Regions from separate parts of the Homo sapiens genome. Here region 1 is linked to region 2. Evidence: chromatin loops called from intact Hi-C (ENCODE). Cell type or tissue: heart left ventricle. All regions are shown on one strand. Each heading gives the region's core, and the rest is flanking DNA. Links, peaks and the distances in the headings are about the cores only.

The links. A loop is a pair of places that touch in the nucleus more often than their neighbours do. Peaks named below come from ENCODE experiments on the same cell type or tissue, not always from the same donor. Only the 100,000 strongest peaks of a DNase experiment are listed, where the experiment ranks them.
Region 1: it touches region 2 in a loop (4-fold over the local background); 8 of 110 quality-filtered maps call a loop at or near these places.

Annotation. Positions count from the first base shown.
Region 1 is chr3:139,099,858-139,115,318 of GRCh38, reverse strand. It overlaps BPESC1 (blepharophimosis, epicanthus inversus and ptosis candidate 1), which reads right to left and starts at 11,134. Exons shown (of 3, transcript NR_026783.3): 1 at 8,898-11,134; 2 at 6,014-6,107. In heart left ventricle, for the core only: a CTCF peak has its summit at 3,309 (motif pointing left); a DNase peak (open chromatin) is centred at 3,298; H3K27me3 peaks cover 762 bases.
Region 2 is chr3:138,946,917-138,961,672 of GRCh38, reverse strand. FOXL2 (forkhead box L2) reads left to right here and starts at 14,536. Exons shown (of 1, transcript NM_023067.4): 1 at 14,536-14,756. FOXL2NB (FOXL2 neighbor) reads right to left here and starts at 14,456. Exons shown (of 3, transcript NM_001040061.3): 1 at 14,209-14,456; 2 at 12,034-12,153; 3 at 7,683-11,408. The coding sequence starts at 14,308. The coding sequence ends at 11,101. RefSeq lists a silencer at 14,292-14,520. In heart left ventricle, for the core only: no CTCF peak of the experiment used is centred there; DNase peaks (open chromatin) are centred at 11,361 and 14,402; H3K4me3 peaks cover 1,356 bases; H3K27me3 peaks cover 6,731 bases.

The DNA of each region.
Region 1 (15,461 bases), core at 3,187-11,186, 160 kb before region 2:
ATAATTATATAATTATAATATAATATATATAATATATAATATATTATATATAAATTATATGTAATATATAATTTATATATATTTATATATATAAATTATATACATTATATGTATTATATAATTTATATTATATATATTATATCTATAATATATATAATATATTAATATATTATATTATATATAATTCATATATATAATATACATAATATAATATATTAATATATTATATTATGTATATTATATATATAAATTATATATAAATATATTATATTTATATATTATAGAAATATAAATTACATATATATTATATAAATTATATATTATATAAATTATATATTATATAAATTATATATTATATATAAATATAAATATATAAATATAAATATATAAAAATTATATATTTATATTTAAATATACATAAAAATATAATATTTTTATATATAAAATATAAAAAAATATTAAAATATATAATATATAATATATAAATATATATTATATATTTATTATATATTTATATATTATTTATATAATATATTATATATATTATATAAATTATGTATATTATATAAATTATATATTATATATAAATATAAATATATAAATATAAATATACAAAAATTATATATTTATATTTAAATATATATAAATATATATATTTTTTAAAAAAATAAATAAAATATATAAATATAAATATATATTATATATATTTATATTATATATAATTTATATTATATATATTATAATGTATATTATAATATAATATATAATATATTATATATTTATATATTATAATATATTATATATTATATATAATATATTATATTGTATAATATATAATATACTATAATATATATTTTTATATATTATATAATTTGTTTTATATATTATATATAAATTATATATTTAAATATAATTAAATATATTATATATATTATATATTATATATAAATTTCATATATAATATATAATTTGTATATATTATATAATTTGTTTATGCCAGTGTCACCACAGACACACAAGTAATGCATTGTGCTTCGACATTATGATGGCTACAGCATCACTAGGCAATAGGAATCTTTCACCTCCGTTATAATCTTATGGGACCAGCATCCTATATGCAGTCCACCATTGACTGAAACATCATTACGCAGCACATCACTGTGTGTGACACACACACACACACACACACACACATTCTATTGACGCTATTGTTCTGGAGAGCCCTAATACAATTTCTCTCCCTGTTCTGGATTCTACCTTGGCCACCCTTTCCTAAGGTGCATGGGTGCATAAACACACACAGATGATACCCACCCAGAAGTAAACTTTAGGTCTTTATTCACCCACAGACACCTGTGGTAAGTCCAGATGATACATACAGTTGGAAATGGGTACAAGGTCCTGGACAAGGTGACCTCATGCCAGTCCTCCCTCAGACTAATTTACAGATGGCAGCCTCCCTGACGGCAGGCAGGTGGGGTAAGTGCTCTGCCACCTACTGAGTGCATATTCTTGGACATGCAACTTGACTTCTCTGAGCCTTAGCTTTTTCTTCTGGAAAATGGGGATAATAATACTATATGTGTCACTGGATTATTAGAAGAATGAAAGGAGATAGAGTGCCTAACGCAGCTCATCGCTACTCCCAACAGGACAGTTCCAGTAATTCAATGTTATTCCCTCTTATGGTACACACCCATGTCCACACTGTCCAATCTATAAACAAAAAGACTGTTAAACAGGGCTTACGGTTCGCTTCACAGAGGCCTCAGGAGAAGTCTCCATGCTTGCTTTTAAATCAACTCTTTGTTCCCACACAGACTGACCACCGTTATCTCCTTTGACTCTCACTGCATCATGCAGTAGCAGGTGGCTAACCCCATGCACCAGGAAGGAAAGTGAAGCACAGGCACAGCCCATGACACACTTTGTGTGAGATGAGCTGGAACCTGCAGCTCCTGGCTCCAACTCCTAAGAACTCCTCTACTCAGCAGGGCTCTGCAGGTTCCCACTGGGTCCACTTGTGCAGAAGGGATTGTGAGGCCGCCCATGCCAGAGGCAGCTCCCTGCACCCTCAGGAAAGGCTTCCTTACCTCTAACCCAGACCTTCCTGGTCTGCTCAGCCTGCTTCTTTGGACTTAACTGGAGCTGCCACCCTTAACCACATCTATTCCATGTCTCTGTTCTTGTATTCTCCCAAATATCCAGAGCCCAGTTTCTTTCCTTTCTTCTCTCTTAAGATTTATTCTCCAAGCTTCAGCCTTACAAATCTGCCCTAGCCAGAATCTTCTGGGGACACAATAAAAACACAAACAGTTCTTCACTTGAGGCTTTCTCTTGGCAACCATGTGTAAAGACTCCCAAACAACAGATAAAATAAGTTAATCTGGTATTTAGGACATTGTCTGAACATGGAACTGGACCAACTGGAGAGGCAGGGTGTGTCCAGAAGGACACAGGCAGGGTGTGTCCAGAAGGTGGTCAAGAACCTGCCTTCTACTCTTCTCTCTGCTACTACCCAGGTGGGCTTGGGCAACTCATTTTGCCTATTTGTGCTTCAATGTCTCCAGTTATGAAATAAATGAGTGAGTTGGATAGAGTTGGATAATTTCTAACGTCCTAAATATCTAGGATTCTCTGACATACTGGTTCATCCTCATATATAAGTTATCACTTACATAAGGAAGAAATCTATATCATGGGTGTTACTCTTGTCCCAAGCCTCTGGCAGACATCACTGGTTGACAACAGCATTCTTTCCTTCTAAGACAGACCCAGCCTCAGAAGCTTTCTCTACAGAGCACTCCAGTAGCTACTACCAATCAACCAGTACAAATAAATACAACTATTTGTATTAGAAACATTCAAGACCCTAAAAGCTTGTCCTCATCAGGATCCTCCAATACTGCCCCACCCAGGTGTGGGGCCTGCTGGGGCTCTGCAGTGTCTCTGAGGCTGGATTTCAGGACTCACTCGTCTCCCACAGATGTCTGGACCATCAGGCAAGCTGGACCTGTCCTGGTCACTCCATAACTCCCTGGCATCTGGTGCCCACAACCCAGGACCCACAGAAGCCTTGGAAGATGTCTCAGAAGCAGAAACTTCTGTCCTAAGGAAAAATTCCAGAGAAGTGGAGGCACAAAGTGTGGGCCAGGGCATTGCCAGACCCACCCCAGGGCTGCCCAACACACACACGCACACCACACCCACGCTCTCTGTCCAGCTCAGGTATTCACGCGTGCACACACACACACACCCGGAGAAGAGCTCCGGGGTGAAAACGTCCTGCAACAGTGCCATCTAGTGGGAGCCGGGGTCTGTCCTGCCCTCACAGGTTTCCTCCGCGAGCCCCAGGGAGATGGTCTTAAGATCCAGAGATGTGAAAGTTGTGGCTGCTTCTTGTGAAGAAAAATACAAAATAAGCAATAACGGGAGACTCTGTCTACCTTGGGATGTCTCACTGCCCCCCTCAATTCGCACCTGTACACAAGGCTAACTGGCCCAACCACCACCATCCCTCTATCTACAACACATCCCCAAATCCCTGCTCTCTGCCTTCAGCCCTGTGAAATTCTGGCCCCCTGGGGTCCTGCTACAGCCCCTTCTACCCCAGCATATGGTCTCTGACTCAGTCACACATTTCCAGGAAACATGGGGAGGACTCTAGCCAGATTCTAGCTCAGCTATTCCCCAGTTTTGTAGTTTCCTACATCCGAACCTCAGTTTACTCTTCTGTGAAATGGGAGAATGTCTTTGTGACTAGGTTGCTGTGAAGATTAAACAGCCTTTTCCAGAAGGTCTCTGGCTGTGATGCCTGAAAAATCCCAGCAGCACCAAGGAGGTTCACAGCTCTAAGATGGTCAGGAAGGCTATTTGCTAGAGGCCAGGATAGTTCTCAACCCTACAGGGGATGGAAAACCCAGACAGTCCCTCTCCCTCAACACTGGGAACTCTGCCCCATCCCTCTTACATGGGTGGGGTAAGACCACATCCTTTTAAATAATTAAATACAACATAGGATCCCAAGCAGGAGAACCCCTCCTTGCCTTTTAGAGACTATGGGAAGATCTGTCAGAGCTTAATGCTTTCAGGCTGGGCGCAGTGGCTCACACCTGTAATCCCAGCACTTTGGAAGGCCAAGGCAGGAGGATCACTTTGAGCTCAGGAGCTTGAGACCAGCCTGGGCAACATGGCAAAACCTCATCTCTACAAAAAAAATTCAAGCTGGGCATGGTGATGCACACCTGTATTTCCAGCTACTTAGGAGGGTGAGGTGGGAGAATCACTTGAGCCCAGGAAGTGGAGGTTGCAGTGAGTTGAGATCGTGCCACTGCACTCCAGCCTGGGTGACAGAGTGAGATCCTATCTCAAAAAAAAAAAAGGAAAAAAAGAACTTAATGCTTTCAGGTTCAAATGTTTCCAGCCAGTGTAACAGAGCAGAAATACTATCACTGATCATGGCAGAGGACTTTAAGAGGAGGAAGAGCATTACTAATCCCTCCTCAGCAAAGGAGACTTTTCCCAGGGGTCTGGGAGACTAGCTGTACACAGAGGGCTTCTGTAAGGAAGCCAAGGGACAAGGAGGCCCTGGAAGCCAGGAGGCTGCTGTGGCTGAACAGGAGGAGATGGAACAGTGTTGCTGATTCTGCAGCCTGAGGATGATGACACCCCAGGCTCCAGAATACAGTGTCCAGCCACGCTGCCTGCTTGCAGAGGAAATGAAACCCTGCCCATTCTTCATACCTGTAGGAAGGGGAAGAAGCCTTAGGTGGTGCTCCTAAATGGCCTGTGTTGCTAGGGAAGGACCGCTGGATACTGAAGCAACCACGTCCAAACTCAACTTCAACGCTCATTCATTCGCTGCATGGGTGGGGGCCCAGAACACAAGCAGCTTCTCAAAAGGAAGCTTCGTGGCTAGGCAAAAGCTGAAAGACACCTCCTGAAAGTGAAAACGTAACCAGCAAATCTAATAAAGTCGGCCCCAGTGAGAAACCTGCAAAGCAACCAAGATGACATGAACAGCAACAGCCAGGCCCTTCCTGCGCCGGGGGCAGGTGCCAACAGCATCAAAGTCCTGTGGGCCAAGGGCCAAGAGCATCAGAATCTGGCAGAAGAGACAATTCCTCTCTAGACTTGGCAGATCCAGTCTCCCAGTGTGAACCTGCCTTTTGGCCTGAGAGCCAGCAGCCCCAGCCTACAGATACAGTGTCCTTGCCTCTACCTGAACTTAATTCAAACCATTCTGCTCAACCCTAATTTGGAGCTTTTATTAGGTTTTAAGTTACACTATATATGGCACAATAGAAATATTTTTTCAGTGTTAAATTGGAAACATACCACAAGAGGATTTTTTAAAGCCTTTTACAACATTGTAGACTGAAATGTCTTCAACTCTCCAACCAAAATCTAACCAAGGTAACCTTCACAGGAAAAACTTTGATATCAAGAGAGGTATGTATCCTCTGGAATGTGCTTTTCTTCCTCTTTTCCAAAAGCAGTCAACAATATTCCTCTAATCAGTCTGCGGTGTGTTAGCATTGAAAGTAGGCATACTCTGGGGGTATTCCCAGGAGAAATAATGGCAGATATAGGCAGAATAAAATCACCATGCCCCCTGGCCTTTCAAATGAACATGTCCATCACCACCATCTGTCATATAAAGTGAGGCCTGGAGAGCAGGTCGTGCTCCGAATGGATCAGGCTAGGGTTCCTTGCTTGCCTCACACTTGAAGCACTCTGTACAGGAGACCATTTCCGTGGCAAGAGAGGGGCTAGAGACCAGGACACAGATGGTCTAAGCTCCAGGTGGCCCAGAAGTGCTTATGCTAAGAAATGCTTGGGCTGCCCCGCTAAGAGCAGCTCCTCCACCTAGCACTCCTCACACTCTTAGATGAGGAGCTCCGGGAGCTCATTTGCATCCTGGCTGTAGCCCTGCTGAACATCATAAGGACAGCCTGTTGAAGGACACAGACTCAGGCATATGACCTGGCACATGGCAGAGTCCAATACCTACCTTTGACATTTTGGACCCAACTTGGAATTTTTGAATGATTATAGTTGTCTTTTGAAGAAAATCAAGGCAATGAATAAGCGGCAGCTGATAAATGCTGGGAGAAAGAAACATGACAATCATGAGAATATGCCTATATTTGACCCATACAGAGCAAACTAATTTCCTTTAATTATACCAAGAAACCCTGAACTCTAAAGCCAGAGCATCACTCTCCAAGGTTGCTCTTCACCCCTGTGATCTGACCCTTTTCTCAAGGGCAGAGCAGCTGGCCAACTTGATGCCACTGATACCACAATAGAGGCACTGCAAGCACAGGTCCAGGAGGACAAATGGCCCCTCTGGAGAACTGGGACAGGGTGGGTTCATTCCTCAGTGCACTGGGTAGGATGGGGCTGTGTTTGCTACCAACCCCATAAGCCAACTGGTCAAGTGACAAATGCTGAACAGAATAAAAACAATCTGGCCCCTCCAAGCACGGGGCCTGAGGTTGCACAGGCACCTCTGAGAGGTCCCATTTGAGGATGTGCCCAGCCCACAGCTCTGCCCATGACCCCTCTAATCCTGGGGCTTCCCATATGCCACAGTCAGCACTGGGTCTGGTCCCTGCTCACTGCTGTGGGTATGGATCTTGGTGCTGTGGGAGGCTCCTGTGGGGCTATGGAAACTACACCCTCATGGAATGGCAAGGGATGTGCACAAGCCATGGGCCCGAATGCTGTATCATTTGGACACACATTCCAGGAGGAATTCCAAGCAGAAAAAGGCTTTGGGCTGGGAAAGGCATAAAGAGCTCCCAGAAAGACAGGCCTAGAGTTGGGCCTTGACTGATGGGCAGAAAAGGGAACGTATTTAAGGCAAATGGTATCCGGCCACTGCTAAGACATGGAGATGGGGATGACACAGTGTGTTCAGCAACAGCCACTGTGGGACAAGGCTTGCCCTTGGAGAGGAGCAGGAATAAGTAAAATTTCATCCTCCCAACTTCACTCCCTGGTGTGTCTCCATCACTGAGAGTCCCTTGAGGGTTATCTTCAGATCTAAATGCCACCTGGCAGAGAGAGCAGGCTGGGCTGCTGGAGGAGTGCTGAACCTCCCCTCCTGGCCCAGGCTGAAGGCTTTCACAGCGACTGAAGACTTGGGAGAAGCCGGCTAGTCCCACTGCCCTCTCCCCCACAATCTCGGGTGGCTGCTTCTCCCATTGATAACTCCCTGAGATCAGGTTCGCTCTGCCCTGCTTCCAGACGTAGGGGTCAGAGTGAGCCCTGGGCCTTGGGCACAGCCCCCAGATGCTGAGCAGGTTGAAACCAGACTGGGGCCCAGCCCCCTGCCTGCCCTCGGCCTTGGGAATATCACTGCCCAGGATGGAAACCCAGGGAGCCCCACTGCATTAGAAGGCGGGGGATGGAGCAGTTCAGACCCCTAATGTCAGGAAAAAGTGCTGGTCTGGCTTTCACCTGACCCCTACAAGAGGAAAAGGCCAAAGGTCTGAAGTGGCCCATGGCAGGCACAGCAGCCCCCCAGCTTCTGGGATCTGCCGGGCCTCAGTCTCTTGCTACAGCACCAGTCTCCCTTAACCAGACTCAAGCGGCATATCTGTTAACCCAGCTCACACCCCTCCACTCAGTCCCTCCTACCTCCTTCTCTATCAGCAGAAAGGGGCACCTGGGAGCTCATCTGGGGCTGCCGCACATGCTGGGTTCTCAGCCCACCTCCTCCACCTTGCTCTGCCCTAGGCAGGCGCTGCCAGACCCCACTGCATGGAGCGAAGGACAAGAGCGCAAGGGCCCAGTCCCACTCAGCTCATAGCCCCCAGTGACCAGCACAGGACACTAGGAAGGAACCATGAGCCAGATGAGACCAAACCAGCTCCTGCCCCCAAAAAAACCTATCTGGGGAAGCTGTTGCTCCTTTGTGTACATAATGAAGGATGAGCAGATTCCCACTGCCCAGGACAGCACTGGCTTATACCTGTTATCTCTGTCAAATTCACTCTCAAAAGGATTCTACTTGAGATGCTAAATTATGTGGTTACCCTGTTTTACCACTTGCAAGGCTAGCGAGTGCTCAACACAGGATTAGAACCCAGTTCTAATTAGAACCCAGGCTTCAAAGCTCAGGTCCTACCCACTTAGATGTGATGACTAGCAAAGGCTTGAGGGAGGAAGATGGGAAGCAATCTGGGTGGTGCTTCCATAAAGAGGAGCCTACAGGCAGCACAGACAAGAACAGGAAAAATGCTAGAAAATCTCCTATGGCCTGTCACATGGCCACAGGCTGACAGATGAGCAGGAGAAGAAAGAGCCTAAAGGGCAGAGGAACAGTGCTGCAGAGGTGGCAAGCAGCCTGACCCTCAGGGCCGGGAGAGACAGCCTTAAAGACTCTGCCAGTGATCCCTGGCTAAATGCTAAGATGAGAAGAGATGTATTTTCAAGTAATGGTCTGTTGTCTAATGTCTGTTCACGTTGGCATGAACGAAGAGGTTTGATCTCTGGTTAGAAGCTGGCTATCTAGGACAGCAATCAAAGCCGGACATGACAAGTGCTTAAAAAGACGCTGGGTGGGTGGAGGACGACCCATTCTTCCTCTGGAGCACCATGGACATCTGCTGGGCAGGTCATAGGCAGGCCAGGGTGAAATGTGCAGCCTGGAGACTCGGGGAGGCCTGCAGTGGGGCATGCCACTGCACCAGGAGTTTAGGCATTAGCCCCTGCAGCTTGCAGTGCTGGACCCCATAGTAAACTGTGAGGGCTCCCAGGGCAGGGGCACCATGTGGGCAGAGCCCGGGGCACAGGCTGGAGGTCTTGGCCTGAGAGGGAGTGTCACAAAGCCCAAAGAGGCCCCTAAGCCATCTTTCCTGCCCCACTCTGCCTCCATCTCATCTTACCTTAGCTCCTCTGAAAGGTCCTCTGAAATCCCACTGCTAAGTGGCATCAGGATCCCCTAAATTTAATTAGAAGCCCCTGTTATACAGTATCATAGACTCTGCAATATTCTTTTAGCCAAGGAATTTTATCACCATTTATAAATAGAAATGTGTTTGTTTGCTTATTAACTGATTGTCCCCACTATACTGGAAGTTCCAAAGGGCAAGGACTGTGGCTGTTTTATCCAGCAACATATCTCCAGTATCTAGCACACAAAATAAATGTTTGCAGAGAGGCTGAAAGCATGAAGACATGACTGAAATTCCACCATTAGACATTGTTCCTTAGGTTCTTTCACTTATTCAGGCAACCCACCTTTATTGAGCACCCTACTATATGCCAGTTGGGAAAAATAAGATTTAAAACAAAAATTCTTCTAAGATACAAATAAAATGCCCACAGGAGAGTTCACCTCTAAGATACTACCAGTTACATTAGTGGGAATTTGTTTGGTCAGCTGCATTCCAGAGGGATAGCTGGTTCAGAGGAGGGCTTGGAGAGGAAGAACCCTGGCAGAAGAAAGAGAGGATTCTGCATGCGGGGACATGGAAGAGGAAGACAAGCCCGAATGTGGCTCTGGGCAAAGGTGAGAATCTGGGGGCTCGGGGAGTAAACAGGAGGTGCCAAGAGGCTGGGCAGGGGCACACGAAGGGAGGGACCACACAGGGAAGATCCACCTCACCATTACCTAACATCACCTCCAGGACAAGCCCTGCATTACATATTTTCTACACATCAGCCCAATCAATCCTCATAGCCACACCAAGAGGTAAGCAGTGTTATGTCATCTCACAGAGGGGCAGCTGTGGCCGGAGGAACTGAGTGACCTGTCAGAGAACACAGGTGACTTGGATTCAAACACAGGCCTGTTGACACTCAGCCCTTTCCCAGCCCGGGGCTGCTTCCAGGGCAGCCTCCATCCAGACTCTGTGTGGGGACCTTCATGTCAGTAATTACAGGCTACAGCACAGCTTCCGACGCTGGTTTTAGGAAAGTGTGCTTGGCTTTCACCACAGAGAGCAGGAGGGAGCCACCACCTCCCGGGCTAATCTCACCAGTCAAGGCCTCGGGCCTTGCTTCACAATCAAAAGACCTTGAGAATAAAGGGGCAAGGGTGAAGAAAGTAAATAGTACACACACTCTTCACCAATTGCTCTTCCCAGCTTGGGATGGTGGTCAGTGCTGGTCACTAGCCATATCAAAACCAAAGGGCCGGAGGTGGGGGAAGACCCCAACGTGAAGGGCAGAGCCTAGAGGCCCCATTGGTCAGAGAGGGAAGGTTGCTGGGAGGAACTGTGCATAGCAAAAAAAAAAAAAAAAAAAAAAAAAACTCTTTCCCTCCACTCTCTCCACAGAACTCTTGCCCCTCTCAACCCCATCGGTCACACATAAGCAGCTGTGGTGGCAGGGGCAGCAGCAGGACAAGGTAGCTCTCCATTGTCCTGCCTGTCTCCAGACAAGAGTGTTTGTTGAGAATGGGCAGAAAGGCCAGGCCCCAGCTCCCAGAGGGGCTATCAGGATGTGGGGACAGCAGAGGGGATGCTCAGAGAAGCTGGAGCTCAAAGAAATCAACCCAAGGACTGAGCAGCATGGCCAGATCCCATGTTTTGGGATCCCTGCTAGGGAAGCCAAGGCCACACAAGGAAGAGATTTTGTTCCAGCCACAGAGTGAGGAGGGGAGCTCTGGAGCAGGGCCCTCAGGCCTGGATACCTCCACACAGTCCTGCAAATCGTGTTTCTCGTTGTCTGATGGTATCCCAAGCCCACTCCCTCCAAATCCACTGGGTAGAAAAGGGATAAAGAAGGTATGCAAAGGATATGGGGGGCTTGAGTAGCCCCAAGGATGTGTCTCTCCCTCACTCCCAAGATTTGTGATTTGATCTCTTCCTCCCATATTCCATGGATGTGGTCATGGACCGGAAGCTGAGTTCCTAGTCCCACCCACCCTTTCTCAGTCACTGACAGAGAACAAATGGGAGTCCAGAGGAGGGGTGGAGAGAACCCAGGTGCTTGCAGTATGCAGACCTGCATTTAAATTCAGGCTCCATACCTGCTGGCGCTCTGCCCTTAAGTCACCTTGGCTGTTTCCTCTTCTGTAAAACAGGGGACAGTAAAAGCAACTGCTTCAAAGGACTGCGAAAGGACCCAACAGGCCACGTGCCACGAGCACACAGCAACGTGTTCCTCTTCTTCCTTTCTGTGAAGAAACTCCCCTTCCCACCCACCCACCCATGCAGTCCCTTAGCTTTCAGCAAACACCTCTACAGATTCTTCCATCAGTCACAACTTGGCTTCAGCATATAATATCAAGATCCAATAACAATAACAAAAAGAATCCAACACAAGCACATCTTTGATGAGCCCCTCTGTGGGTCAAGTCATACAAGGGGTGTGAGGATGCTAATAATCTGGTTGGGGAGACCACAGCATCAGCGGGCATATAGCAGACCCTTCAGAAAACTGACCAATGGCTCACATAGCCAGTTGACAGTCACTCTTATCCTCATTCTCCTGTTTTCACAATAGGCTGTCACACCCAGAGAACGTGGGGCAGAGAGACTTTAACGGACTTGCTTGAGGTCACCACAGCAGGCTGGTGCCAGAGATCAGGGCAGAGTGGGTTTATTAACAGACTTATCCCTGGCTTGGAGATCAAAATGGCTTGAATTCTCATCAAAAAGGCTGTGTGACCTTGAGCAGGATACTTAACCTCTCTGAACATCAGTTTCTTCTGCAAAATGAGGTGACACCTTTGTCCCAGAATAGAAGTGAGGTCAAGTGTGGTGTGAGGCACTTGGAGGGGCTTAGCGCCTGCCCACCCTAACCCCATCTAAAGTAGCCAGAGGATGGTGACGCAATTAAAAAGGCATGAAGTGCCAGACAGCAAGGTTCAGTTCTAGAATATCCTTAGAAGAGCAGCAAGAAAATAGAAAACCACACAGGAGCTTGTTTTCAAAGACAAAGAAAAATATGATTAAGCAGTCCTGAGAATGGTGTTATAAAAGAATGAAAATATTTTCCTTACTAGGGCATTTGTAGGTTAACAGCTGATAGGGAGGTGGGAGCGGCCACCACAAGGCCACCAGGCACTTCCAGCACCACAGTGTGAGGATCCTTGTGGAGGATCCAGAGCTAGGACCAAGCAGCCCCAAAGGCCAGCTGTGTAAGGGAGCTGTGTTGTTTTAGGGCCTCTGTTTTCCAGCCTGTGAAATGGGACTGCCCCATGTCCCCACGTCTGTCCAGCCATGGCTCCTTTCTATTGATAAACTGGACTACAGCCACTGTAATTGCCATCTCAAGGTCAGGTGGAGGGAGATGGTATAGCTGATATAGGCTCAGAAAGGTTAAGGATTGCTCCTGAAGTCACACAGCTGAGAGAGGTATGGCGAGACTGCATCAAAGCCAGAGTGGTCCCACTCTGCCACATGGTGTCCCCATCTGGGGGGACTTCGCATTCATTCCGCCCCATGAGCAGTACTGAGATGAGCCAGACATCCTCTGGCCCATAAGCAAGCTCTCCCAGCAACTCCAATCCCACCTCTCACTTGGGGGCCAGCATACCTAGTCCTGTCAGCTCTACCTCTCTCCCTGCACCTGACATAACATGTGGGAATTTCCTTTTGGTCCTCACCCTTGCTCCCTCTGCTCAGGCAACCATGACTGGTTTCCTGCTCCTCTCAAATTCCTTTCCTTCCTCGCACCTTCTCTTTCCCACTGCTGCTGGCCTGACCCAACTCCCCACATCTGGTTCCTGGGTCACAGCAAGCACCCTCCTGACCTTGCACACTCTTTCTGCCCCTCCATGATTCCCCCACCGAAATCAGCTTCTGCAGAGCACCACTAAGCTATGGCCCCTTCCACCCACATACCACCCCTCCCCTTGGAATCCTCCTGCACATCCCCACACCCGCCAACTATCTGATACAGTTCATAGCTTTTCACATGTGCTTACAGCCTGTCAGTGTACCAACATTCTCCCCAGATGCACACAGTAGTTGCTCAATATGCACGTTGATGATATCTACTTTTGCACACTGGTCTGATTTACATCACTGGGATACCCTTTTGCTTGCAGGTTCTACCCAGAGCTCTGAGGGTCTTTCACCCAGCAGGGGCCAGTCCCACAGCGTGTGCCCCCACAGCTCACTCTGATCCATCCTGGGTCCTGCCACTCCTGGGTCTTCCAACCAGGCTCTCATAACGGATCATACCTGCTCTGAGGGGAGTTCACAGTTTAACTAAAGGGACTCAGAGAGGGCCCCTCCCTTGTCCCAAGAGGAGAGCCCCACTCCCCTTTTCCCAGACTAATTTACTGACCTCTGAACTGTAGGAGTGCAGGGTGCTCCACCCCCACTCCACCTTAGGACACAGGCTTACAAAACTTAAAACACTTCTGTGTCCTCAAGATAATCTTGGGGAGGAAACTGAGGCTCTGAGAGGGGTGTGCTCTAGTTGCCCAGGGCCCCAGTTCAAATCTTGGTTGTTGGTTGTTCTGACCCTTTCCATTACACCATCCCATTCCTCTCCATCCAAATCTCCTTGGAGGGGATGGCAATTAACCCTCAGTCCCTCAGAGGACCACCAGCTGCAGATCCTAAGAATCAGGAAGGTACAGTACCAAAGGCCTTTCCATGACATCTCCAGTTTTCCCAGGTCCACCTCAGAGGGACTCTGTCAGGTAACCACCACCCAGGAGCAGCTGCAGGTGCTTGAAAAGGTCTCCCTGCTGGTGTGATGGTGACCAGGGGACAGGAAAAACACTGTCTTCTAGGAGCACAGATGCATTCCCCTCCCCTCTCTGCAGGTGGCCCCTGGGTAGCACTCCCAGGGGGCTAGGGGGAGGATCTGTGAGAGAAGCTGCCTGTTAAAGTGAGCAGGGGCCATGGGCAGAAGGTCTTTTGTCTACCCTCTCTGTGCTGCACGTGCAGTCACAGGCAGGGGAGGAATTGGGAGACGCTCTGAGTGCTTTGAAATATTCAAGCAATGAGACCTTCCTGAGCAACAGCTGCCACTTTGACACTTATAGAAAGTGCCCAGGCCTAAGCTGCGCAGATCAGAGCTGGGCCCCTGACGGCCTACAGTCAGGTGGGCGCAGTCAAAGCAGGCATTTCTGCTTCAGGCAGCAATCTGGGTCTTCGAGGAGCTGGCTGGAGGATCTGCAGCCCACCATGCAGCAATCTATATCACTGCCATGGTTTTCAGGCTACTCATGTGCTGTGCTCCAGACCCTGTGCTAAGCACTGAAGATCCAGATGTAAATGAGATGTGGGTACCACTCCCACAGAGTCTAGGCTGGTGAAGGAGCCCAGTCCCACGTCCATGTGCAGAGGGCTGTCAGTGGGTTAGAGGTGCAGATCACTGAGCCTGCCCACTCCATGCCCTTCTGTGGGACTTGGCCAGCACAGATCCTCTGCTGCCTGGGCTGCCACATGGCCTCACCAGCCCAGTCCCAGCTGATTGGACCAGGGTATACACTGGCCCAAAAGTGGCTAGTAAAAAAATTAAGGGTCCAAGAAGAGTCTGGCTTAGAGAATTGGGGTTTGAAAAGCAAGTAAGTTAGAGTGGAGAAGGCTATGGGGCCAGTTGAGGTCAGAGAAGCCTTGACAGCTACACACAGGCTGAAGAAGCAGAACCTGTGAAAGGCCTGGGCTTAGAGAAACAGAGGGCCAGATAGTGCTGACTCTAGGACCAGAGAGGCCAGAGGGGTCAGGGCAGGGCTGCTGAATGTCTGAGGGGCTGTTGAAACCTCAACAAGTCTGAGGCCAGACTGGGAATATAAAGCATCTTCAGGACACAGGCCAGAGCTCAGTATCATTCAATCCACGGGAAAAACATGACCTGGCCAGTTCCAGGCCCCATGCTAAGATGACGACAACTTGGCCTGTGCCCTAAGGAGCCCACAGTCTGAAGGAAGAAGTGAAGGTTAGTCTGATGATGGCAGCACAGCGACCAGGGCTGGGAGACAAGGAAGTCCCAGAGGCTGGGGTTGGGATCTGGAAGCTCATGGCAGGTAGGCAGGTCAGCCTGCTTTCCACAGGGAACTTCATCTCCAAGTCCAAAGCTACCTTGACAATGGGGTAGTCCTAGATATAGACCAGGTTCACTAGGTAATAAATGGCTCTGCTTGCACGGCAGAGCCCAGGGATGCACTCAAACGACTGGTTCATTCAGGCCCCCAGCAACCTCAAAAGGCTGGTTTGTCCACTGCCCTTTCCTGTCCAAAAAGACTCTGCTTGCATACCCATTCATCTGGCAGTGGCCAAGGCAGCTCCTCAAACCAGCCTAGCTCCAGCCTGCACACTGACTGCAGGCACAGGAGTGGATGAGCATTTGGAAAAACTCAATCAAAATGATCTCTACAGGGCCTATGGGAGAGGAGGAGGAACAAGTGACTGACCCTTTTGCATTCAGATTCTTAATCTGAAAGGAAAAACAACCTGCTCCATGAGGTTGTTCTCAGCAGTACATGAGAACATGCAGGCAGAGCTAGCTTTCAGGGCCGAGCATCCAGTAAGTGTCCCGCT
Region 2 (14,756 bases), core at 6,749-14,748:
CGCAGCCCCAGTATCACCTCCTCCAGGAAGACTTCCCATGTTTCCACAGCCTCAACCTTCCCCCATCACAGTATTTATCAAAGTAAACTGCTTTTGTCTGTTTACTTATCCAACTCCCCACTAAACTGTACCTCCCCAAGGGCAAGAACAAGACCTTCCCCTTCTCCAAATCCTCACGCCCAGCACGGGGCGTATAAAGAGGAGGTGCCCTGGATACACACGTTCACTCAAATGCATGAATGACAACTTCTACCAACCAGGGGGTGGCGCTAAAGGCAGTCCTTGGGAGATAGTCAATCTCAAGTAAACCCACTTACGTTGTAGAAGCTTCCTCCTCCCAGAAGGCAGATATAGTTTAAAGTTTGCAAGCATCCTGCTACAAAGCCCTCAGAGCTAAAAAAAAAAAAAAAAAAAAAAAAAAAAAAAAAAAATCTAGTGGGATCCTAACAGAAATCCCCTCCCAGGCATGTTGGGGGGCCAAAGTGGGTGGATCCCTTGAGCCTAGGAGTTCGCGACCAGCCTGAGCAACATGGCAAAACCCAGTCTCTACAAAAAAAATACAAAAAATTAGCCAGGTGTAATGGTGCATGCCTGTAGTCTCAACTATCCCGGAAGCTGAGGCTGGGGTCAGAGGATCACCTGAGCCCAGGAGGCCAAGGCTGCGGTGAGCCATGATCACACAACTGCACGCCAGCCTGGGCAACAGAGGGAGACCCTGTCTCAAAAAAGAAAAAAGAAAAAGAAGTCCCCTTCCAGGCAGGAAAAATGGAGAAATATCAGTAAAACATTTGGTTTTACTGGACTTGGCCAGGACTTGGCTGAAAGTGACAATGGGAGCTTGCAGCGTGGGAGAGCCATCGGGCATCAGGAAGACAGGAGGAAGGCGAGGTGACCAGTGTGCAGGACCCCAGCTCTCAGGAGCTGCTCTGGGCTTGCGCGTCTGTGCCCGTGCACCTGAACCCCGAGCGGCGAAGCCGGGGCTCCCCGCGGGCTTCCTGCATCGCTGCCTCCAGGAAAGACATCACCCGCCTGTCCCGGGCCCTGGTCCCCATCGCCGGCTGCCGCTTCCGGCGGGCCTCTGCGGGGAAGGAGCGCGGTACGAAAGTGAGGAAGCCCCCCGTCGCTGGGGTGAGCCCCGCTTCCGGTCCGGAGGGACGCGCCACGCTCGTCCTACACCCTGAGTCCTACACCCTGAACACCCGTCAGGCCTGGAACAACACCGGGAAACGTGCCTTCCTTCCTCCACCCAGGAACCCGGCCGGACTGCCCGCAGTCTTTGTCCTGCAGCCCTCTCCCATCCTGAATTTCCCGCCTCTTCATGCTACTGCCTCACTATCCATGAACACATACGAGGACCCCTAACATTTGTCCTAGATTCTTCCCCACCCCAAGTTTCCACAATAACTAATAATAATTGCATATCTAATCCCTTACCAGACTAAATCTTGATCTAAAAGAAAGAAGCTCTAAATGAGAAGTCCCCGGCATTCGCTCAACAAACATTTTCTGTCAGAGGTATTACACACCAGGCACTACTTAAACCAAAATGAATCAGAACACAGCCCTGCTCTCAGGGAGTTCTGTCTAGTGGCGGGAGATAGACAAATTAACAAATAAATTACAGCATAAAGTAATATCTGCTGAGATAAAAGCAAGCACAAAATTAGCTGGGTGTGGTGGCCGGCACCTGTAATCCCAGCTACTCAAGAGGCTGAAGCAGGAGAATCGCTTGAACCCGGGAGGGGGAGGTTGCAGTGAGCCGAGATCATGCCACTGCACTCCAGCCTGGGCAAGAGAGCTAGACTCTGTCTCAAAAAAAAAAAAAAAAGCAAGCACAGACAAGGTGCCATAGGAGCTCAAACACCAAGCCCAGCCTACTGATATATAGGATTGGGCCAAGAAGACCTCCAAGTCCTCTAAGAGGAGGCGACCCTTGAGCAGACTTGAAGGATGCACAGCAAGCAGCTGAGAAGACACTAATGGGCAACTCCCCTTCACCATGCCCAGTGGGGCAACCTGAAGGCCCACATGGCCAAGGCTGCACCTGGTTCAGTGTGAAAAGAGGGGTGTGCAGGGACAGAGCACCCAGAACGTGGATATGCTGAGATGACCAAATGGCCTGCTGAGGGTAGGGGCCAGGCCCAACTCCCCTTCAGAGCCCTGCTTCTGGCTACAGTAAACACTTAAGGAATATTTGTTAAATTACAGCCAATGCTTAATGATCTCTGTGGGCCATATGTGTGTTTTCTTCCAAACCAGACTAAAGAAAACTCTTCAAGGGCAGAAACTACCCTATATTTTTTCTTATGCTTGCCAGAGCACTTGGCACATACCTGGGCACCTGTCAGGTAAGCAGCTGAAATTTTCCCTTGATTAAAGCAATGACAGTCTATCCTCTGGTCCCCAGCACCTGCAATGGCATGGTGGCCAGCTCAGCCCTACTGTGGCCTCTCCTAGGAGACTTGGCCCTTACCAACAAGGCCTTCCCATATTGCCCAGCTTGAAATCCCTCCTTTCTTCCTCTTCCCTCCTGTAGCACCTGTGCCTTGGGCTGAGAGAGTTGTGGAGAGGCTTGTACCTGTCACCTGGGGCTTCCTGTGGGCAGAAATCATGCATTGCTCCGCTCTACTTCCCCACCCATAACAGTCATTGCACAGAAAAGGGGTTCAACAAATGTATGAAGAAACAAATGACGTGGTGGGGAGTTGGTGCTTTGTCATTCATTCTTTCTTTTCTTCTTTTCTTCTTCTGGGTGGAAGACATTGCCTAATATCGTTTAAGAGCCCACAAATTCAGCTATTTCCTAAATGACCCCTGGAGTTCCATCATCATTATCATCAGATATAAGAAGAATCCATCATTCATCCTGCCTGTCCTTCATGGGCCCGACCTAAGGGCAATCAAATGGTTGATAAGGAAAAATTTTCCTTTATGGAAGAGTTTTGTTAATTCCTGAAGATGGAATGCTAGAATTAAAATATCACTGTTTTGCAAACCCTAATGAATAATGGCTCTAGGTGGTGATCATCAATGACTGTTAAAAATCAAAATACAAACAACCCAGGCACTAGTGTTCTGATGGAACTACACAACACTATCTAGGAAGTGTTCTTGCCAGAACAGCAAACTTGAATCTAACCAAGCTTCTAGATCTACCAATGTACAGGAAATAAAGAGGACAGAGGAGCATGTTAAAGGATGTCACAGGGATGCGGTCAGCAAAATCCAGGTTGTGAGAAACTCTATAGGACAAGTGGCCCAGTGTCTTTAAAAGATATATTGCAAGAAGGAAAAAAAGAAAACAATGAGAGATATCTATAGATTAAAAGTGACACGAGACATATTAACCAAATGTCGTGTATAGTATAGATCTTGTTTGCATATTGATTCAAGCAAACCAACTGTAAAATCTCTTTGAGACAGTTGAGAAAATGTGAGCATTGAATACCATGAGCTGAGGATTCACTACACTAAAAAATCACTCTGTTTTTAGGTATGATGATAATATGATAGCTACAGTAGTTTTGGGGTTTTTTTAAGTATTTATATTTTAGGAATGTAAACTATTTACAAATGAAGTAATAGATATGATGTCTGTGCCTGGCTTCAAAATAATCCAGTGGGGGAGGGGTGAGGAAATGGATGGGGCTATAGAAGGAAGTGGATGGGGGTTCAGTGTACTATTCTCTCTCCCATTTTGTAAGTTCAAAATGTGCCACAATAACAGGTTAAAAAGAGATCAAAGGTACAATATAACAATGTTAATAAGAACAAATTAACATATTCATAATATTAATACTATGAATACATTACTAATCATTGTTAGGGTCTTTTTGTGTTTCCTCTGTCCCAGACCCTATACTAAATCTTTTCATACAATATCTCATTTATCTCTCAGGAACCCTGCAACATAGATACTATCATCACCATTTTGCAGATGAGGGAAATGAGGCAAAGAAAGGCTGGATATTGGGCCCAAAGTCACATAGCAAATAAATCACAGAGCCAGGATTTAAGTTGAGACCTGCTGAAACCTGAGCCCACCTTTGTTCCCACTCCACCATCCCACTTATGGGCATGGACTCCCTGAGGTATAGGCATCACTCTCTTTTTCACAGATGTAGAAGATGAGGCTCTGCTCAACAGTAACTGGTGAAGTTGAAAATCCCTGTGACCTTTCATCCAGCGGCCCCACTTCTTGGTAAACTGTAGCACATGAGCACTAGCAGACATGCCTAAGAATATCCATAGCAAGACTATTGGTAATAGTAAAGAATAGGAAATAACCCGATGTCTCTTAACAGGAACATGGATAAATAAACCACGATGTATTCATACAATGGAATGGTGCAACACAGGGAAAATGAATGGAGCTTGTGTTTGTGTGGCAACCAGGAACTTTTTCACAAACATAGGTTGAATGAAAAAGCAAGCACGTGTCTTTCTGCAACAGCAGGATACCATTTATATAAAGTTAGGAAATACAAAACTATATGAAGTATTGCCTAAGAATGGGTACACACACATAGTACAAGTGCAAAAACAGGTATGGGAATCTTAAGCACCAAATTTACCATGGTGATCACCTCAAGAGGGAAAAGGACAGAGAGGAATCGAAGAAGCCAGGGTCCTCAATTATATCTGTAAGATTTCTTTCTTTCTTTTTTTTTTTTTTTTTTGAGATGGAGTCTCGCTCTGTCGCCCAGGCTGGAGTGCATTGTAAGTCAGCCAAGCGCACTGGCTCATGCCTGTAATCCCAGCACTTTGGGAGGCTGAGGTGGGCGGATCATGAGGTCAGGAGATCAAGACCATCCTGGCTAACATGGTGAAACCCCGTCTCTACTAAAAAAATACAAAAAATTAGCCGGGCTGGTGGTGGGCGCCTGTAGTCCCAGCTACTCGGGAGGCTGAGGCAGGAGAATGGCGTGAACCTGAGAGGCGGAGCTTCCAGTGAGCCGAGATTGAACTTCAGCCTGGGCCACAGACCGAGACTCCGTCTCAAAAAAAAAAAAAAAATTAGCTGGGTATGGTGGCATGTGGCTGTAATCCCAGCTACTCGGGAAGCTGAGGCAGGAGAATCATTTGAACTAGGGAGTCAGAGGTTGTAGTGAGCCAAGATCGCACCACTACACTCCAGCTTGGTGACAGAGTGAGACTCCATCTCAAAAAAAAAAAAAAAAAAGATTTGTGTTAGTGTGGCTATGAGGAAACAGGAATGCCACACACTGTTGGCAAGAGTGTATTCTGGCTCAATCTATAAGGAATTTGGCATAATCTATCAAAGTTATAGGTGCATATATCCATTACCCAATCTTACACTTTCAGAAATCTTTTTATAAATATATATATACATACCTACAAAATGAGATATATGCAAGTTTATACAGTACTGTATTGCTTGTAAAAGCAAAGGATCAGAAACAACATAGATAGCATGCAGCTCTAAAAAGAGAATGCATTGATGTGGAAAGATCTAAGGTGCAGAACACTGTGCATTCAATGCTGCCATAGGCAAAAATTGAGGGAGTGCAGAAGAATGTATGTGGGTATGCTTGTATGTGCATAAACTATGTCTGGAAGGATATATGTGAAACCAGGGTCACTGGCTGCCTGTGAGAAGGGTGACTTGGGGGACAGAAGTGGGAGAGAAACTTTTCACTGCAAGCCTTCTATATTTTTAAATTTTGGTCCATGTGAATACATTGCCTACTCAAAAAATGATTTTAAAAAATTTAAAACTCTGAAGCAAGGCGAGCGTCCATCATTTCCAAGGCTGATATCAGTAGGAATTGGAACAGAGGTCTGTTAGCCACCCAACGGCAGTGCCTCTCAGCCTGTCAGCGGTGTGCATAGATGACAGTGCCAGGCATCAGGACCTCTGCTGCAGCTGCACTACCTCCTTCCGTGTGCCTCTGGATCTGAGTTCCCAGCACCTGCACGAGGAGGTCCCTTCCTGTTCAGATATGCTATGAGTCCCTGGTCCTCAGGAGTACTGCCTCCAAGCAAACGGCCAGGGACAAGAGCTTCCTGGAATAGGGAACATCGGGATCCTGGACTGTCCCCACCCAAAGCCCCCAAATCCTGACTACTGCTTCCCCAACAAAAACCTGCTTGTACCACCCCAACAGCCTGTCAGCAATTACCCCCAATTACAAACCCAGAGCCCAGCAAGACCTCAATTAGTCTAGAAAGGGGCCTGAGGAGGGGCCACCTGCAAAGCATAGAAAACCCACATATGGCCTCTACCCACAGAGTAGCAACACTCCTCTCAGTCAAGCTTAGGGGCTTGGAGACTTGGAAATTTGGTAACCTATGGCCCCGAGGAGGAGGCTGCTGGTTCTCCCTCCTGCAGTGCCCACTCCATGCAGGGCCTAGTCAAGCACTGTGCCTAGAGGGGCAGTTCCCCAGACTTCCTGCTCTCTCCCTGCTCAGACCACACTCATCCTCCCCACTCACCACCTTCCAAGGCAAACTGCAACATCTGTCGACAAACCTTGCAGAGGGATGCCCTAGGCATCAGCCTCTGAAGCCCACCATGGGCTTGGCTCAGCATGCTGGGAGGAGGACCAAATTCCCATCTCTTTCCAGGGAAGGAAAGCCTCTGAATTATCCTCTGTAGCATCCAGAAACAGGCTGGTCCCTAGTCCAATCTTAGTCCAATCTTCTGCAAATTCCGAGAGGGATCCCATTAGGTTGCTGAGCCCGGGACTTGGCAAGCTCTGAAGTCTTCACTAAATTGGCCCCCATCCTCTTCTTCTTCACAGTGAGTGTGCGTGGCTGTGGGAGAGAAACTGTGTGCATATGGGTGTGTACACAGATCTCAAATCTAGGTGTGAGAAGGTATGCAGAGAGGACTACAGGTTGATAGGAAATGAGTCTCTTACCCGGCAGCTAGATTTGCTCAGATGGAAGGGAGAACTTCCTGACCTCACGGGAACAAACAGAGGTACATGTACGGAAGTGAAATTCAGAGCCCACAGTCAAGTGGTCACTTATCAGCCAGGGGCCTTTGGCAAGTTACTCACCCTCTCTGAGCCTCAGGTTCCTCAAGTGTAAAATGGGAATAGTACCAATCCCTTAGGTTTCTCATAAAAATGAAATGAGATAATGCATGTAATGTTCCTGGCACAAAATAACTGCTTAATAAAGGATGGCTATTTTTTTGGCCAGGTGTGGTAGCTCATGCCTGTAATCCCAGTATTTTGGGAGGCTGAGATGGGAGGACTGTCTGAACCCAGGAGTTCGAGACCAGCCTGGGCAACACAGCGAAACCCTATCTCTACAAAAAATACATAAATTAGTTGGGTACGGCAGTGAGCACCTGTAGTCCCAGCTATTCAGGAGGCGGAGCCCAGGAGGTCAAGGCTGCAGTGAGCCACGATCACGCCACTGCACTCCAGCCTGGGTGACAGAGTGAGACCTTGTGCAACAAAAACCAAAAAACAAAAAAGCTGTTTTTTCCATTTATAACAACAGTAATAACAAGTGCAGCTAAATAGTGGTTTTTAGAGAATGCTATCTATAAGGGAAAGGCCCTGTTAAAGTATGTCTGTCTATCTGTATATCACTGTATTTGGTTTTATCACTTTGGAAACTGTTTGACTGAATCTATTGAAACTAAATATATGCCTACTCCTACAGTTCACTCAAGAGTAGTAAAATACCCTTCACAAAAAGACATGTACAACAATGTGCACAGCAGCTTTATTTATGATATCCAAAAACTGGAAACAAATGTCCCTCAACATATGGATGGATAAGCAAATACTAGAATATTACACAGCAATAAAAAGAAATAAATGTCTGACACATGCAACAAGACCAGTGAATATTAAAAATATGTTGCACAGAAAAAACTAGACATAAAGGCATACATGCTATATGCTCCATTTATACGAGGCTCAAGGCAGGCAAAGGTTATTTATGGTGATAGAAATCCAAATATGGTTTCCCTTTTGAGGCAATATTGATTGGAAAAAGATATGAAGGAACCTTCTGAAGTGCCAGAAATGCTCCATATCTTGATCCAGGTGGTGGTTACATACTGCATTACATGTCAGAATACATCAAGCTGTATATTGTTTACCATCTGTAAGTTATACTGCATACAAAAATATGGAACAAGGCTAAATGCCCATCAACCAATGAGTGGATAAAGAAAATGTGATATATATACACCATGGAATACTACTCAGCCATAAAAAGGAACAAAATAATGGCATTCACAGCAACCTGGATGGAGCTGGAGACCATTATACTAAGTGAAGTAACTCAAGTATGGAAAACCAAATATCCTGTGTTTTCATTTATAAGTGGGAGCTAAGCTATGAAGATGCAAAGGCATAAGAATGACATAATGGACCAGGCGCAGTGGCGCACGCCTGTAATCCCAACACTTTGGGAGGCCAAAATAGGCAGATCACTTGAGGTTAGGAGTTCAAGACTAGCCTGGCCAACATGGTGAAACCCCATCTCTACAAAAAATACAAAAATTAGCTGGGCATGGTGGTGCATGCCTGTAGTCCCAGCTACACAGGAGGTTCAGGCAGGAGAATCACTTGAACTCAGGAGGCTGCAGTAAGCCAAGTTCATGCCACTGCACTCCAGCCTGGGCAACAGAGTGAGACTCTGTCTCAAAAAGAAGAAAAAAAGAATTATATAATGGGGACTCGGGGGGGGAAGCGTAGGAGGGGGATGAGGGATAAAAGATTACACACTGGGTACCGTGTACAATGCTCGGGTGACAAGTGCACCAAAATCTCAGAAATTACCATTAAAGAACTTATCCATGTAAGCAAAAACCACCTGTTCCCCCAAAACTGTTTAAATAAAAAATAAAAAACTGACTGGGCATGGTGGCTCACACCTGTAATCCCAACACTTTGGGAAGTTGAAGCAGGCAAATCACCCTGAGCTCAGGAGCTCAAGACCAGTTGGGCCCACATGGTAAAACCCTGTCTCTACCAAAAATACCAAAAAAAAAAAAAAAAAATTAGCTGAGTGTGTTGGCTCACACCCATAGTCCCAGCTACTTGGGAGGCTGAGGCTGAGATGGGAGGATCACTTGAGCCTGGGAGGTGGAGACTGCGGTAAGCCAAGATTGCACCACTGCACTCCAGCTTGGGCAACAGAGTGAGACCCTGTCTCAAAAAAAAAAAAAGTGTTTCATAAAGTTATAGTGCACACATACACACACACATACACACACACACACACACACACCCTATCTTGGCATGAGGAAAATCTCCAAAGGTAGAACAGTAATACAAAACTCAGCCCTTCTCCCTCCCTTCCTCTGGACTTTGTGCCAGCTAGGCATCTAAAACTGCCTTCCTCCATGGCAGTTGCCTATCATCTTTAGAAAGTGCCCGCTTTGTGGGAGAAAATTGAGCCAGGAATGAGGACCAAGGGGGAAGGGCTCTCTCTGGCATCCCCTCATGGGTTAGCGTGCGGGTGGAGACTGCAGGCCTTACCTTGCAAGCCAGCTGCCCTGAATGCAGAGACTTCTCTGTTTCCAGTAAAGTCTAGTTTGAATGTTTCAGACAGGTCCTCACCATGACTGGGAACTAGGGAGGTGTCCTTGCCCTTGCCTAAGGTTCAGCACCATGGCCATGCAGCTATAATAACCCCAAATGGCAAAGAACTCTCAGATCCTGAGCTGGCTGTCAATGATCAAACCGCTTTTCCTCAGCTACAGTCCCTTTCTTGGAAATTCTAACTTCATTATAACTTCATTATAAGGAAAGTGGCATTTCCCAATTCTGTCCAGCAGAACCATTTTCTAATTCTATTAAAAGGCATTAAGCCCATCCTGGTGGGGAGCACTGAGTGAGAAGTGGAGGGCAGAGTCTCTGCCCATCAGCGCTTACAGTCTGGGTGTGGAGAAAGGCAACAAGGCAACTTTTAAGAACACATCATGTTCCCCAGCAAGCCTGAGGCCTACTGGCAAGGCACTCACTGTTCAGAGCTGAACAAAATGGCTTTGGGCCATAGATGTCATGAGGGATATCAGAGGAAACTTGTCAGCAGCTCCCACCACCCTAGAATCCGCCTCTGAGAGCATCCCACGGGTCTTTGGAGGGAAGAGGGCCTCACTTGGCCCAGGACCCAGACCCTTCTGCCTTTTTCCCAGTTGGCCTCCACCATGAAAAAGGCCGACAACTGCCCTGCATTCTGCCTGATTGACGATGGGGCACATACTCCTTGGGACAAAATGGTGTTGGAGGACTCATACCCCAACATCAGCAAGGTAAAGAGGAGCCCAGAGCTCTGGTCTACTGCCTCTCAAGCCCTTCCTGGGGGAGAAAGAGGGGAGCTCAGTGAGACACTTAACAACAGGAAACAGCTCTCATGTGTGAGTTCTTCCCAGAGTAGGAGGTCGCTTCTCTTTCCTCTTCCTCAATATCTCTCTCTCTCTCTCCACTCCCCTATTCTCTCCCAAGCACATATGTGAGTAACTGACTTTGCTAATCCCAACCAGGCAGACTAATACCCACTGGCTTCAGACCTGGTGCTATGTGGGTGTCTGCTGCTGCACCTTGTTGGTCTGAGCAGCAAACTCAGCAGAGTTTCGAGACAGAGATAAAGCCTGTGTGAGTGGCCTGTGCATGTTAAAGTGTATCTGGAACGTGCTCAGTACCTGAGCTTCTCTGTGGTCTGTGCGGCAGTCCCATCATGAAAACACCCAGGTGGCAGCCCAGTCACCCGAATCACAGGCCAAGGACATCAGAGAATCAACAGGCTTCTCGGAGTCAGGCTTGTAAACCTGGAGCCCATTGGTCCTTCTGCACCGTGAGATGCGAAAGTGAGCAGCGTGTGAAAAGCCTTAGGGTCTGCACATTGGCTTGACATGTTTTCCACCAACATGTGCAAAATCTGAATTAGTACGTGTAGCTGGTGAGTGTGAGAGAAGTAGGAGGGGAGGGAGAACTAGAGGGGATTTGGAGTTGACAGAGGGAGAAGGAGAGAGAAGTGGATGGAGTAACGTGACCTGAGTGGAGGGACACCGAGTCCCTGAGGTGTGGGTGCAAAGGGCCCTGTGAGGGGCCGGGAGGGAGTGAGTGCTGACAGTTGTTGAGGCGTGGAGTGTATGGGGATGTACTAATAGACACAGTGAAGCTTCCCTTTGCTAGCCAAGCACCGCAGAGGCCATCCCTCCAAGCAGAGGGTTGCAGCAAGCTCTATTCTCTCCCGCTCAGGAGCGGGAAGCCGCCGGGTGTTTCGGGGTCCCGCTAGGAAAGGGGACAGCGGAACCTGGTTCAGGCAGCCGGCGGCGGCGCGGGACGAGCTGAGTGGTTCTAGCGAAGCGCTGCCTGCCTCAGAGCAGCCGCGACGCTTCCCTAGTAGAGCTGGGCCGCCGGAAGCCCGAGGCGCGGGCGGCTTCTGCCGCTGTTGCAGGATTCCCGGCCCTGGGGAGAAAAGCGTCTGTATCAGAGCCGTGTAGATTGCTCGCGCCGGCTGTCGGGACCTCCGAGGCGCGGGGCCAGGCTGCGAGGAGGCGCGGGAGCTGAGACTGCGCTCAATCGGCGGTTCACTGGAACCGTATCCGCAGGCGGCGCTACGGTGGGACCACGGTCAGGAGGCGCCGGTGGCTGCTGAATTGCAGCTGCGGGACCCTGGAAAACTGGGGCAAAGAGGCAGTGAGTTCTGCCCAGCCCACCACCCTGGCCTTTGGAGGTGAGCGCCGCCCCAAGGTCACTAAGCCGGGGGCCCTGCGTCGCCCCAATGCCGCGGGGAGAAAAGGAACCGGCCCTGGCGTCCACAAAACCTAGGCACAGTATGCCCTGTTCAGAGAGGATCCCGACCTCGCCAGCAACCAGCCTACCTCCGAAGGTTGAGAAGTAAATCAGGGCGCCCCGCACCGTTTCCTGGAGCGCCCGGTTCACCCACCTCTGGCTGGGCCGGCAAGGAGAGGATTCTGTTCTCTCCCTAGATTCCTCTATCTCCAGCCCGAAGCCCCTGGCTTTTCCGCAGAAGCCTGGAGGGGACCTGAAAGTAATCATTCTGCCAGCTTTCCCGCCCGCATTTTCTTGCCTGTTTTCTGAGCCTTCGAATGCCGGACAGCCATGTGAAGGCACATCTTGGGGAGACCGATTCCAGCCCTTCCCAGGGTGCACGCATCAGGCATCCTCTTCTTCACCAGGGCTGGGGATTCTGTTCCTCTACGGGACAGTCAGAAATCAGTATTTTCAGAGCAGAACTCCTTTCTATTCTGAAAATCCTTCAGAGGAACTCCTTCATTTGCCCCCAACCCCTACACACACACACACACACACACACACGCACATGCATACACACACAGGCTCTTTAAAGGCTGAAAAGGGAGCCGAGTGTGGAATTCAGGGAAGTGATGACACACACAACAATGCTGTTACACCTGGCTGCTGCAGGGCTGAGCAGCGGAAATGCCTGTGAGAAGAAGAAAGAAAGACAGAGAGACGCAGAGAGCCAGCCTGGGTGGTCAAGAAAAAAAAAAAGGAGAGAAAAGGAGAGAGGAGCCCCCACCAGGATGGGGCCAGACCCAGCTGTTTTTCCCCCTGCCCAGGCCCTGGCTGGGGGAGGATAGGCACTGAGGCCAATCTGCAGCAGCCCCAAACCGGACTCACCACTCCCACCCAAAGCTTGGGCAAGGATGGGGGTAAGGAAGAAGAAAAACATCTGCACTCCTGCTCAGAAAGCAGCAGCAGGGATTCTGCGGAAGTGCTGCTTCCCCCATGTCTGTTGGGTGCAGTGGGAGACCGCCCATAAAAAAAACCAAGCTACTTTGGGGATAGCCTTGCTCCCTCTCATCCTTGTGACCAGGCAAGGGCTGCCCTGCTGACCTCTCTGGTGTCATCTTCAAGATGCTGAATTCCAAAGAGCCCTACCACCCTTGTCCTCCCTCCCTTTCATCTCAGAATGCAGATCAGAGGCCTGAGTGAGCAGCAGACAACACTTGTAGATGGCCTGTGGATGCTGGAACCACAGGCCGCTGAAGGCTCCTTGGGCTTCAGGAGAACCCTCAGAGTCTAAACAGCCTGGGAGGAAGAGGCAGTGACAGGCATTGAGTCAGCCACTCCAGACATGCCAATCACTAATGCACAGCTATATGACATCCATTCAGTCCACCTTCCTCCATAAGGTGGCCTTGCCCCCCTCCTCAGCACCAAGGAGTTTGGGGCTTGAGGATTCAAAACACTGGCCATCTCTCTCATACTTTATGACTGCAGACTTTTTGTTTAGGCCAAGTTAAAAGGCACTGTTAAGGAGCACACTGTTAAAAGGCACACCTGATTTTCCCTGAAACAATCTCTGTACATGCTGAAATAATTGGATTCCCATCAGAATTCTGCTTAAGGTAGGTGACAACTAACTCCTGATTCTTTGGAGAAAGATCAGAACAAATGTCTCATCAGGAGAGAGATTTGAACAAGTCCCTCCCTCAGCCTGATGTTTGTCTTCCCAGTCTGTGGCAAAATACATACACTGGGAGGGAAAGAGGCATCGAAGAATTGTGAAAGAAAGGAAGAAAGGGGGGAAGGAAAGAAGTAAGAAAGGAGAAAAAGAGAAGATGCTATATCCACCAGCTACATTTACTCTAATACTTGATGAACATATTACATAACTATCAGTATAAGTGTGTTTTACCTCGTAAATACAAATCTCACACCTTGTACATGTGCATACCTGTGTTTCTGAGCAGCACACATGCACCTGGTATCTCACCCATCTCAAGGACAGCTCCTCTCCATGACTTCCATATGTGACCCCTGTGCACACACATACACAGTCCCGCAAAGTCCCGGGCAACAGCCCCGCCTGTGTTAGTGCAATAGCTGAGGGGCATCTACTTGGTGCTGTTAAAGCACACATCCAACCTTCACTCCAACCCCGTAGGATTAGTACACGGATTCCTGGTTCCTAGATCCACTGGTAACGCAGGGAGAGGCAGAGGTGATTCAGGCGGCGCCCCTGACGACTATTTCCAGAGATCCTCTCCCCTGCCCCATTCCAGCCCAGTCACTCTGAGAGCGCGAGGGACAGGCCAGGCCGAGGCTTCTTCGTACAGTCACACCCGTTTCTGGGCTGACTTTCCCAAAGCCTCAGAGCAGCTCTCCCCACCCTACCCCGTCCAGCCCCCTCGCCGTCTCGCCCCTCCCCAGCCCCGAGCTAGAAGTTCAGCCTCAAGACGGCAGCAAACGGCAGAGCAAAGGAGTCGTTTTCTTTCACCTGAAAGCCGCGAGGAGGCTTGGAGCGCCTTTCCTCGCTGGGGCCCGAGCTTCCTGGGCTTTGGCCGGGTGCGGGCAGACCCCACCGGGGTCCTCGTCATCTCCCAGCCCAGCCCGCAGAGCGAGTACCGGCAGATTTCAAGGGCGCGTGAGCCTGGCTGTCGGCTGGGCCCCTGAGGCTCGCTGGGCGGGGGCAGGCCGGTCCAGGCTGTGCGGGGCGTTTACAAAAAGTGACTTGGAGATGAACTCGCCCGTGCGCGGCTGGCCGCCCCGCTATAGGGGCGAAGGCGCCTGACGCAAGCGGAACTCGGTGGAGCCCATACGAATCAGAACAGAGCGAGGCTCCTGGCGCACTAGGGACTCCAGGAGGCAGCTCCGCCAGAGACGCGGGTCGTGCTTCGGGAAACCGGGGGGCGGGGGGAGGGGAAGAGCGCAGAAAAGAAAACCCACCAAGGCGGGGACTGGCCTGAGCGGGGAGGGGCGGCGAGGCCGGAGCCCCTCTCTGTTGGGCGGACTCCCCATGGCCAGAGGCTGAGCTCCACTCCCGCC